2 separate regions of the Homo sapiens genome follow, and region 1 is linked to region 2. The links are chromatin loops, found by intact Hi-C in ENCODE. Cell type or tissue: PC-3. All regions are shown on one strand. Each heading gives the region's core, and the rest is flanking DNA. Links, peaks and the distances in the headings are about the cores only.

Region 1 (5,389 bases), core at 73-5,072, 130 kb after region 2:
AAGATTGGAAATGTGAGACTCCACTTTTCTGTTTTCCTTAATTTGTGGTTGCATTTCTGCCCCTCTGTACTTCTACTCCTCAGCCCAGAACAACCTGTTTCTTTCCACAAGCCAAGAACTTCCACATTATACCAGAAGACGGGGCCCAGAATCCAGAGAGATCATAGAGCTTTCTGCCACAGAATATCTGGAAGGAGTTTGAAAGAGTCTGGGGCATTTTAATCCATAGTGTTCTGTACAGTTCAGTTTTTGTGGGTATTTTCTTCTTCAGATCTTTAAGTTATTGTGCCAAAAATAAAAACATTCCTAGCTAGTAATAATCACTTCAATTTATTATCCTTAACTAATTTCCAGGTACTTTGTTGAGAACTTGAAAAGCACTATTTACTGAATTCTTACTAAATTCCAAAATCCATGTTATAGATGAAGACATCAAGACTTACAGAGGTTAAGCAGATAGATCGGCCACACAGCTGTGAAGAGGAAGCCGTAGAATTTGGATCCAGGTGTCCTGATTCCAATTTCTGAGCTCTAAATCCCTTACAGTTTTTTCATTCTTACCTTGCGACTTGCTTTGACCATTATGCTACTGTTATTATATAATCACATTATATAATTATAAAAACATATTATAATCTACTATTATAAAATGTTATTTTGTTAAATGACTTGTAATAGTTTTCTATCTTTTCTGTCATTAAATTATTATGATTGATTCTATAGCCTCCAGACAGAAATCATATCTCTAATTTCATCATGGAAATTAATAAATCGTAAAATTCATTCATTCATTCAATTTGTATATTTTGCTTATTATGTGGGAGACCCTTTGCTAGGCTCTATGATAGAGCTAGAAATTAGTAGTCCCTTGTTCATGGAGTTTGGAGAGCAAGACACTAGAAAAAAGAGATGAGACAATGAGAGAGAAAGAAAAAGAAAATGAGAAAAAGAATTGGCAAAAAATTACAAATATTAACTACACAATAGGTCAATAGGTAAAATTTAATCAAAATTTACACCTTTTCAAGATTTATTCTAGTCTATACAACTATTTACAACTTTTCAAGATTTATTCTAGTCTATAAATTTTATTCTGTAAGTATGGAAATATCTGACATTCCTATGATTAAGGCCTGTCTGAGCCACTGGATTCTGCAGAGAAATTTAGGGTTCTTTTCTATAAAATATCATAGCACATTCTCTGTAACTAATTCATTACTATTAGCCAACTACGAACTGCCTCCATTGTTATAAATTTTTGGAAATCGTGATGAATAAAGGAATGGAATTGATTTATAGACAAAGAAAATGTATAGATCATTAAGTACTGAAGCAAATGAATTTTGTCTTCAAGACTGGGCTTACATGCGGGAAATCGCAGTAATGTTAATCTAAGAAGAAATATCACCTCCTTATCCTCAGAAATATAGACTAGTTTAATACTAACAGAGGGTCAAATTTAATTAACAGCAAACACCACAGTAAAATTTTCAGAATTTTACTTTTTTCTTTTATTGTTTTTCATTTTCCAACAATAACAGTACAATACAATTCTGCTAACAGAATCTAGAACAGAAGTCAGTCCCCTGTATTTTAACCTACGTGATGGAGGAGCAAAATGAGTAAGAAAATAAGAAAATTTTACTTTTTCTCTTAGACTTATTATTGACCAAAATAATCATACAAAATGACCAAGACTAAGTCTACTTGAATTTTTAAGCTTTCTCTCAGAGTTAATTTTAGTTAAAATGATTTTTGAGGTTCCAAATGGGGACTTTTTCCCTCTTGTTTACTTGATTTTTGTTTTGTTTTCTTAAAATTTATTTTCCCTTTGCACATTCCACTTATGCCAGGTTTGGGAGGGGAAAAGCTTTGATAATTCTGCAAGATGGTTGATTGCTGTGTTTTGGTTGATTAGGATGAGGTTCCAATAAAGCATCAAAACGTATTGGCGTGCCTCTCAGTTAAACCTTCAAATCCTTGGAGGTATTTCTCATCACTAAAACAACAGACCATAAAGTTTGCTTTATGCAAGTAGATTTATTCCTTTATTTGTACTCACACACAACCATAAAGGTTTATCTTCTGATCAGAGAAAGAAGATAAACAAAGCGACAAAGGTCTTCACAAAAGTAACAGAGCCAAATGAACAAGTTCTTTGTTCTTTCCAGGTTAACAAGAAATAGGAAGAAGGCAAAAAGTAGAACTAGAACAGAATTCAGGCTCCATGCTTTTTTATGTTACTTTGATTCATGTTAAGCAAACTTCAGTGTGTGTTTAAAATCTTGGGGATTTATATTATTAACCAAACAAGAATTTTTACAATCAGGGAACATTTGTCTGGCTTCCCCCTCGCCTCCTCCCTCCCCACCCATCCCCCCAACCAGCACACACAATTTTTGTAGAATATTTTGTTGGCTATAATTAAACTATGTGTGTTAATTAGGATTAGATTTTAAATGCACTGCTTGGGAAGTTGAAAAATACAGGATCTGAATGAGCCCAAATTGAGATGACACTTGAATTTTCGCAGATGTTTCCATAATCCTAATTTCAAATTGATTGTACTTCCTGAACAGTGAGAAGCCATTTTCAGTTATTTATTCAGACGTGTGCACTAGTTTTCCCTCTGTCAGTGGGTAAAAAATATCTAGTACTTTCGTTAACTCCTTCAAATAAACTGATTTTTTGAGGCAGGTTTTATTGGGAAGGGTGCCAAATTAGTCCCACCTGCTCCCAGGGTCACCCGAGAGCCCATATATAGGCCCAAGAAAAAATCTGGACACCAGCAATTTCTCTTTTGCCTCCCACTCATGATGGGTTCAGCTGGCCTTTGACTATCATTGCTCAACAGCCCAGGGAAAAAGCAAAGAGAGGGTAAAAGAACTTCCCAAATTGTTGGCCAGCAACAGCCCATAACACGTGGCACTTGATTCAGCTGCAAAGATGTGCAGCATGCTATGCTACGTAAGCCCAGGATTTGGACCCCACAGCAGAGCCACCTGTAAAACCCATTCCCAAATAAATGGCCCGTAAAAAAGATAAGCCCCCGCCAAATATGAGCGTGTCAGTACCAAGCAGCATTTCAGCTAATGCTGGAAGTCCAACACCAGACTTTGTGCCTGAAAAAAAGGGTGGTCTTCTCTTATGTGTATGTAGGTTTGTTGCAATTTCTCTCTACGTTTTATTTTATGCTCAACCCAGAATCCAGAGAGTCTTCAGAAATTCTGTCTTGGAAGCAACCCCATTCCCCTGACAAGTCTCCTATTTGATTGTAATTCCTTGCAGCTTTCCTGTTAGGCGGGGGCCTCTGCTGAATTAGCGGCATCGTGCCTTCTTCCACCTGTAACGATTTCCCACTCAACTGTAAGACAATGGCCATGATTGATCTAATGAGGGACTGGAAAAGCCAGCTGATTGCTATAAATAGTTGAAAGCAAAAACTTGTGCTTGGCTTCCCAAAGAATTTCTCATCAACTCTTGTACCCTAACCTAAATAGGTAAGCAGCCGCATGGAGAATTAGGTGAAACATTTAAGCTTTTTCTTGGTGGGAGTTCGTATAGAGGGCAAAGCAGAATTCAGGGAGCAAGAGATAATTGATGGAATATTCATGTCTTAAAGTAACAATCACACGTAATTCTACATGTCCCATGAAGGCAGAATTCCCTTTTTTAACAGAAAGCAGTTTGGATATTTTACGGCTGTTTTTAAAAATATTTGAAGTTCAGTGGAAATAGCTTTTGTGCATTCATTTGTCAAAGAAAATCGCAAGCTACAATGGTACATAAAAGCAATTCACATAATGTCACAGAAAATCATACAATTTTTTTCCTCATTGCATCTTTTAGCATATAATTCATACAATATAAACATATAATTCATAATTTATATGTTTCTTAACCCTGGCTGCACATTAGAATCACCTGATGATGACCAAACTCCTGATCAATTACATCAAAGTATCTGGGCTTAGAATTCAGGAATCAAGAGTTTTAAGCTCCACAGGTGATTCCAATGGGCAGTCAAGATTGAGAATCAGTTATTGTATTAGGAGGTCTCCAATAATAAGACGGAGAATTCTTTCTCCAGTCCTATATGCGGAAGGAAAAGACGCAAGTAAAATGGTCCCTGACTCCCTTGCCCGGTGATTTATCTGAGGATTAACATTTCATCTCAGGTATGCCTGCACTTGCTCCCGATCTCACCCAGAGCCTCCTCCTCTGGGAATCATAGCGACCTCTTGGATTTTGCAGCGTAGTTAAGTAACTTGCTAGGGCCACCTGCTGTAAAGCGGAAAAACTAGATATCAAATCAAACCAGTGTTGGCTCCAGTTCATGATTTTTACCATTACAAAGGCAAAGATTAAATACTGTGTACCCATGAGCCAAACCCAGCCCAAGACTTGTTTTGTTTGGCTCGCACAGAAGTATAAAAATATTTAAATTTGCGTGTCCATATGCTGGGTGTGGGATCTCCAGTTTACCTAAATGCCAATCATTCCCTGTTGTCTTGACATTGAGCACATTTCAATCATTTACATTAATAATAGCTTGGCTTCTGTAGACATTTGAATTCACATCCCTGTGCTAAGGCAAGAAAGCCCCTTATAAGTATGGGGAAGTCACAAAAGTGTAAATTCTGTCACATATTTATATCCATTACACATTAATAAAGACTAAAATTGACCCTGCCTACTCATCTGATGGTAACACTTCTCCTATGAGGAAAGTTAAGAAGGAAAGTTCAGATCTAAGGGTGGGAGAAACAATTATATGTGAAGATGTGAGTTCCTAAACACAAGTTATTTTTTACACTTTTATCTTATTTTATAATTTCAACTTTTATTTTAGATTCAGGTGGTACATATGCAAGTTTGTTACATGGTTATATTGTATGATGCTGAGGTTGGGGGTACAACTGGTTCCTGTTATCCAGGTAGTGAGCATAGTACCCAATAGGAAATTTTTTCAGCCCTTGACCCCTTCCCTCATTCCCCACTCTATTAGTTCCTTGTGTCTATTGTTATTATCTCCATGCATGTGCAGTGTTTGGCTCCCACTTATAAGTGAGAACATGCAGTATTTTCTTTCCTGATCCTGCATTAATTCACTTGGGATAATGCAAAGGACATGGTTTCATTCTTTATGGCTGCATAATATTCCATGTATATATGTACTACTTTCTCTTTATCCGATTCACCATTGACGGGCACCTAGGTTGATTCCATGTCTTTGCTGTTATCAATAGTGCTGCAATGAGCATATGAGTGCAGGTGTCTTTTGTAGAATTATTAATTTTCTTGTGGATATATCTCCAGTAATGGCATTGATGGGTTGAATGATAGTTCTAAGTTCTTTGAGAAATCTCCAAATGATAGTTCTAAGTTC
Region 2 (5,389 bases), core at 70-5,069:
ATATATATGGAAGCACTTGGCACTAATGACTGAATACACTGCATTGGCCAATTTCTACCAATCGTCAGTGCCCACCTGGAACATTGCTCTGAGGATTCTGGGGTTTTGACCGGGCTCATTGAAAACTGGGTGCTATGCCCTGAATGTTTTTATCCCTCCAAAATTTATATGTTGAAACCTAACCACCAAGGTGATGGTATCAAGAGGAGGGGCCTTTAGGAGGTGATTAGGTTATGGGGCTCCACTTTCATGAATAGGATCAGTGCCCTTAAAAAAGAGGCCTGAGAGAGTTCCACCCCCCCGCCCGCCACCCTCAGCCATGTGAGGACACAGCTTAAAGGCATCATCTCTGAAGCAGACAGCAAACTCTCACCAGACACAATTTTCTGAGGCCTATTTCTTGGATTCCTAGCCTTCAGAACTTTGAGCAATAAATTTATGCAGTTTATAAACTACCCAGTGTAAGGTATTTTGTTATAGCAGCCTGAACTGACTGAGACAGTGGGCCACCCTAATTTCCCATTCCTATCATAGTCTGTGGATATATAATGAAAAACTGTAGAGAAAGAGTTAAAAACAGATCAGGGGAATCTAGAAAGTAAATATTTGTCAGCAATCCCAGAGTTTAGGAAACATCACTGATCAGTAACTTTGTCATAGATTTAGTACCCTATGCCTCTTATTTGTTGTTTGTTTGGTTGTTTGTTTTACCAAAGGCTGTGTTTTGGAGACCACTGGCTGTATTTGCTATAACCAGATGCTTATGTTTTCCTAATCTAAGAACTGAGACTATTAAGGAGGATATAAAGGTGGCAAATCAGTGGTGGGGTTGGGAGCATTGAGTGTATTGTGCTTTGGGGAGCTTAATTTTGCAGGATGTCTCTGAAATTGATTTCAAAAAGTCCATGTTTTTCTCCCATTATTTGGGTTCATCAAAGGATTTCTCCTCTGTAAGCCCCTTATTAAAGTGTGTTAATAATTTGCTTAAAAGTCCAAGAAAATGACTGGCATAGAGTCAGTTGACTTATACCTTTTTTTCCTATCGCATCACTACTGGAACTCCTCTATGAAATCTATTGTTTACTTCCAATATTCACTTAAACCTTCAAGCACCAGCAAGTTGTTTGTTTTGCTACTGTTGTTTTAAATCTGTCCCATAGAAAATTTGTATAATATAATTGGGGGTGTCAGGCTTCTGGTCTAGAGTACCTCCCTATACTCTACTCACTGCAGTGGCTTTCGTGTGTGTTGGATGTAGCAGCTTTCCAAATTTTTGTTTTCTGAGAAAGTCAGACAATATTTTTAACCAAGTGTAGCAATACTGTGTGCAGCATAGGGAAAGAGAGCAGAATCAAAAATTAAATTTGGAAGTCTCCTTAAAACAAAAGTTCAGAAACCACTGACTTGGTAAGGGCGGTGATTTAATTCCCCTTCACTTTGAACCCTGCTTTTCTTGAATTCCTCGCTTCAGTGAAATTGGTTACTAACTGCCCAGTTATCCCAGATATAACCCAGAATCATTCTTAATGTTGCTTCTTCCTCAAACGTCACCAAGTCAGACAAATTATATTTTCTAAAGTGGTCTCATATTCATCCTCCTCACCTCTCTCCCTCTCTCTCTTTCTCCCCACATTCCCACCCCCAGTTGAGACCATTGCGCCTTTCATCTGTGTTATTGCATAGCCTCCCATATAGTCTCCCAGTCCCCATGTTCTCTAATCTGTTTCCCAAATGACCAAAGTGATTTTCCTATACAATATTTCTGATCAAGACATGAATGCTTAATTCCTATTATCATTCTTTTCTTTCCTTTTTTTTTTTTTTTTTTAATTGAGACAGAGTCTCCCTCTGTCACCCAGGCTGAAGTGCAGTGGTACAATCCCAGCTCACTGCAACCTCTGCCTACCAGATTCAGGCAATTCTCCTGCCTCAGCCTCCTGAGCAGCTGAAACTATAGGTGTGTGCCACCATACCCACCTAACTTTTGTATTTTTAGTGGAGACGGGGTTTTGTCATGTGGGCCAGGCTGGTCTCAAACCCCTGACCTCAGGTGATCCATCTGCCTTGGCCTCCCAAAGTGTTGGGATCACAGGTGTGAGCCACTGCTCCCGGCCCCATTATCATTCTTAAGATGAAGATTGAATTCTGTAGTTTAGCTTCTGATTACCTACTAGCCTCTCTTTATGGCCAATTTCTATTATAAGATTCAAAACTCTTTTGGCTCTCTGAGCCCACCATGCTCTTTTCAGACTTTTATTCACATTATTTTCTCTCCCTGAAGTACTTCTCACTCTCCCAGCTTAAGCACCTGTCACCTGGCCAATTCCTATTGAGTCACGGTGCAGGCTGCACATGACCCTGGAAGCTTCCCCTGATACCATTAGATGGGTTGGGTGACACTGCCATGTGCTTGCTTAGCAGCGTCCCCTACGGTGTTTCTTACCACATACAGTCTATCTGGCATGCGAACCCCACTAGACTGTAAGCTCCAGGAGAGCAGAGTCTGTGCTTGGCTTGCTTACAGTTTATCTACTCATCACCCAGCAAAGTATTTGGCACCTACTAAACATTCAATAAATATTTGTTGAATTGAATAAACATGGAAGGGTGGAGGACTATGTCAACTTACTTCATGTCCTGAGGACACACCCATAAACTAATTGTCAGCTCAACATAGTGACAGAGCACAAACTCTGTCAGGATGCCTGGACTTGAATCCTATTTGCACCACTTACTAGTATGTAACCTTGTGCAAGTCACTTAGCCCTCCGAAGCATCAGGTTTCTCATCTTAAAATGGGAATAATAAATCTTACTTAACAAACTTCTTATAGATTAAGCACCGATATAAATCAATCAGTATAGTATCTAGCAAAGTAGGTGCTATATAAGGAATATTCTTGTTATTATCAAAAATTGGTTAGCCAGTGGGATTGAATAGCACTCTTTATGGGTAGTACCAAAAGTATTAGAATTTAAAAGAAAGAAGAAAAAATACCCAGGAAGTTGGATGTAAGGGAAGGATAGAGGCGTAACAGTATCAGTACAGTTTTTAACATTATTCTAAGCTTTCACAAGCAACTAGGGTTTTATTTGAGTTTATTTCATGTTCACCTTCAGATTCAGATATGTGTAGGTATATCTAGAGGGCCTATGTATTTCAGTTTGGACCTTTTGGCAAGTGACAAAAGTACAACTCACAGGACTTAAGCACTAAAATGGATTTATTGACTTATAAAACTACATTAGTCAGGTAACATTGGCTTCAAGCAAAGCTTGAACCTTTGGTTCTAAAATGCCACAAAAAGCCCAGTTACATTTAGACGTAACTCTGAAAGTGACTTCCAGAAGCTCTCATGGATTTTTGTATCTGCTTTTCTATTCAGCAGGAAAGAGGAAGTCTTTATCTGAGCATTCAAGCCAAAGTTCTCACATGTACTCTGATGGCTCAAAGAAAGGACATGTGACTCAAACTCTCCAAATGAGAGCTGATACTGGGACGTTTTAGTGTCTTTTAATCAATCACTGTGATCAGGAACATAGTATATACTGATTTGCTTAAACAAATCTGGATTTACCAGTTGAACCAGAATTAAGGTCAACCTCATTAAACTACAGGGCTGAAAAGAAGGGAGGCAGGTTTTCCAAAAACCTTAGAAATGTTATTGCCATTAAAAAAGAGAATAGATATTTGCCAGAAAACAACGGTGCTTGAAGGACCAGGAAGCATCCTGAGAAAATACCTCATCTTCAAGGATGAGAGAATGCAGTCTCTAGTACTTCATCCAAAAACCACACCCACTGGAAGGTGAGGGTGAAGAGAAAGAGTAGTGTCACCTTGCAAGAATATTGTGTAATTAAAATATCCTTAAAGGATTTCCTAATGGTCATATGAAGAAGAAAACCAAGGAGCTGAAAAGTCATCCAAGTTGACCTAAAACGATAAATTTAGGACTCAAATCTAGAACTTCTGACTCCAAAATCACATGGTCTTGCAGAGTCACACAAATTGAGACCACAGTTGAAATAATCACACTTCACAACTGCCGGAAAACTTTTAAGACAATAGACCAAAAAGTAAAATGATAGGTTTATCTAAACTATGTATATTTAATAGGTAAAACTATATTTAGTGTCATCCAATCAATTGCATCCATGGAATCAAAGACAATAGTGAGATCTCGTGAATCATAAGACTCAAAGCTGTTTTTCCATTTAAATTCTTAACTCTTTTTTTTGGTAGCATATGAACTTCTTATATTTATTTTTAGGCACTCTGCACTGAGCTGCCTGCATCGTGTCAATGTTTGCTGTGCTAACTTTGCATCTAAAGGTTATTCAACACAGTGAGATATGAAAAAACACTCACATTTTTACCTCAAAGAAACTGTACTTGGATTCTGCTATATGTTCTAATGGTGTTAAATGTCAAAAAAATACTTGAAATATAAGTATTGGGAAATGCACTGCAACTGCTGCCCTAGATTGTTTGTGCAGCTAAAGGATATGAAGATGTCACTGCACTTCAGTTCAGGTTTGGCATTCTGGTGTCAGTCTGTCAGATTTCTAACAGGAATACAAATTGGGAGGTAGGAAAATAAGTCAGTGATTGTTTGTCAGTGCCTGCAATTCACCCAGTACTAGTCATAAACAAAAGAAGCACTAACAACTGAGAGAGCACATGAGTAATAAAATGGCTGTTGGTTGAGTATACCAAGCACCTTTATGTATTCCATCTCATTTAATGCTCATGTCAGCCCTGAAAAGTAGTGGTGGGAGGGCGGTGGATATTATCTCAGTTCTGCAAATGAGGAAACTGGCACTTAGGTCAAGTTATTGACCACAAGGTGACTTGCACCCTTTTCAAACTGGTGACACAAGCAAATTTCTGGGACTTTTTTTTTTTTGGTAGAGACAGGCAATCACTATGTTGTCCAGGCTCATCTCAAACTCCTGGCCTCAAGCAGTCCTTCTGCCTTGGCCTCCCAAAACACTGGGATTACAGGAATGAGCCACGGAGCCCACCCCCTCATGGCTTATTTCTGAGTAAGTTTTAAACTCTATAAACTCTAGCCCAGGGGTCAGCAAAAAGACTGCAAGTGTCTCTTCCTGGTGGAAGAAGTCCTCCCTAGTTATTTCTGTATCTTTCAATGCTTTAAAGCATACGCAGGATTCTGTCATGACTGCTGTTTCAGTAGCGCAACAAATTGCTCATAAATCAGGAGAGGGGCCAACCCACTCTCAGACTGTTTTATTTAAAGATGCTGGGAAAGCAATGGAGAGTCGAGGAACACTCACAGTTGGAGCCATACATTTCAATCAGTGCTTCACACACACACACACAGAAGGGTTGCATGTTATATCAAGGAAGGAGAAGGTACAAGTTAAAA

What was found. Peaks named below come from ENCODE experiments on the same cell type or tissue, not always from the same donor. Only the 100,000 strongest peaks of a DNase experiment are listed, where the experiment ranks them.
Region 1: it touches region 2 in a loop (4-fold over the local background); 4 of 110 quality-filtered maps call a loop at or near these places.

The regions. Positions count from the first base shown.
Region 1 is chr3:18,632,140-18,637,528 of GRCh38, reverse strand. No RefSeq gene overlaps it. Among named protein-coding and RNA genes, the nearest start is that of SATB1-AS1, 190 kb to the right of the region's middle. In PC-3, for the core only: a CTCF peak has its summit at 4,261 (motif pointing left); no DNase peak of the experiment used is centred there; H3K27ac peaks cover 2,169 bases.
Region 2 is chr3:18,765,218-18,770,606 of GRCh38, reverse strand. No RefSeq gene overlaps it. Among named protein-coding and RNA genes, the nearest start is that of SATB1-AS1, 320 kb to the right of the region's middle. In PC-3, for the core only: CTCF peaks have their summits at 2,228 and 2,431; no DNase peak of the experiment used is centred there; H3K27ac peaks cover 803 bases.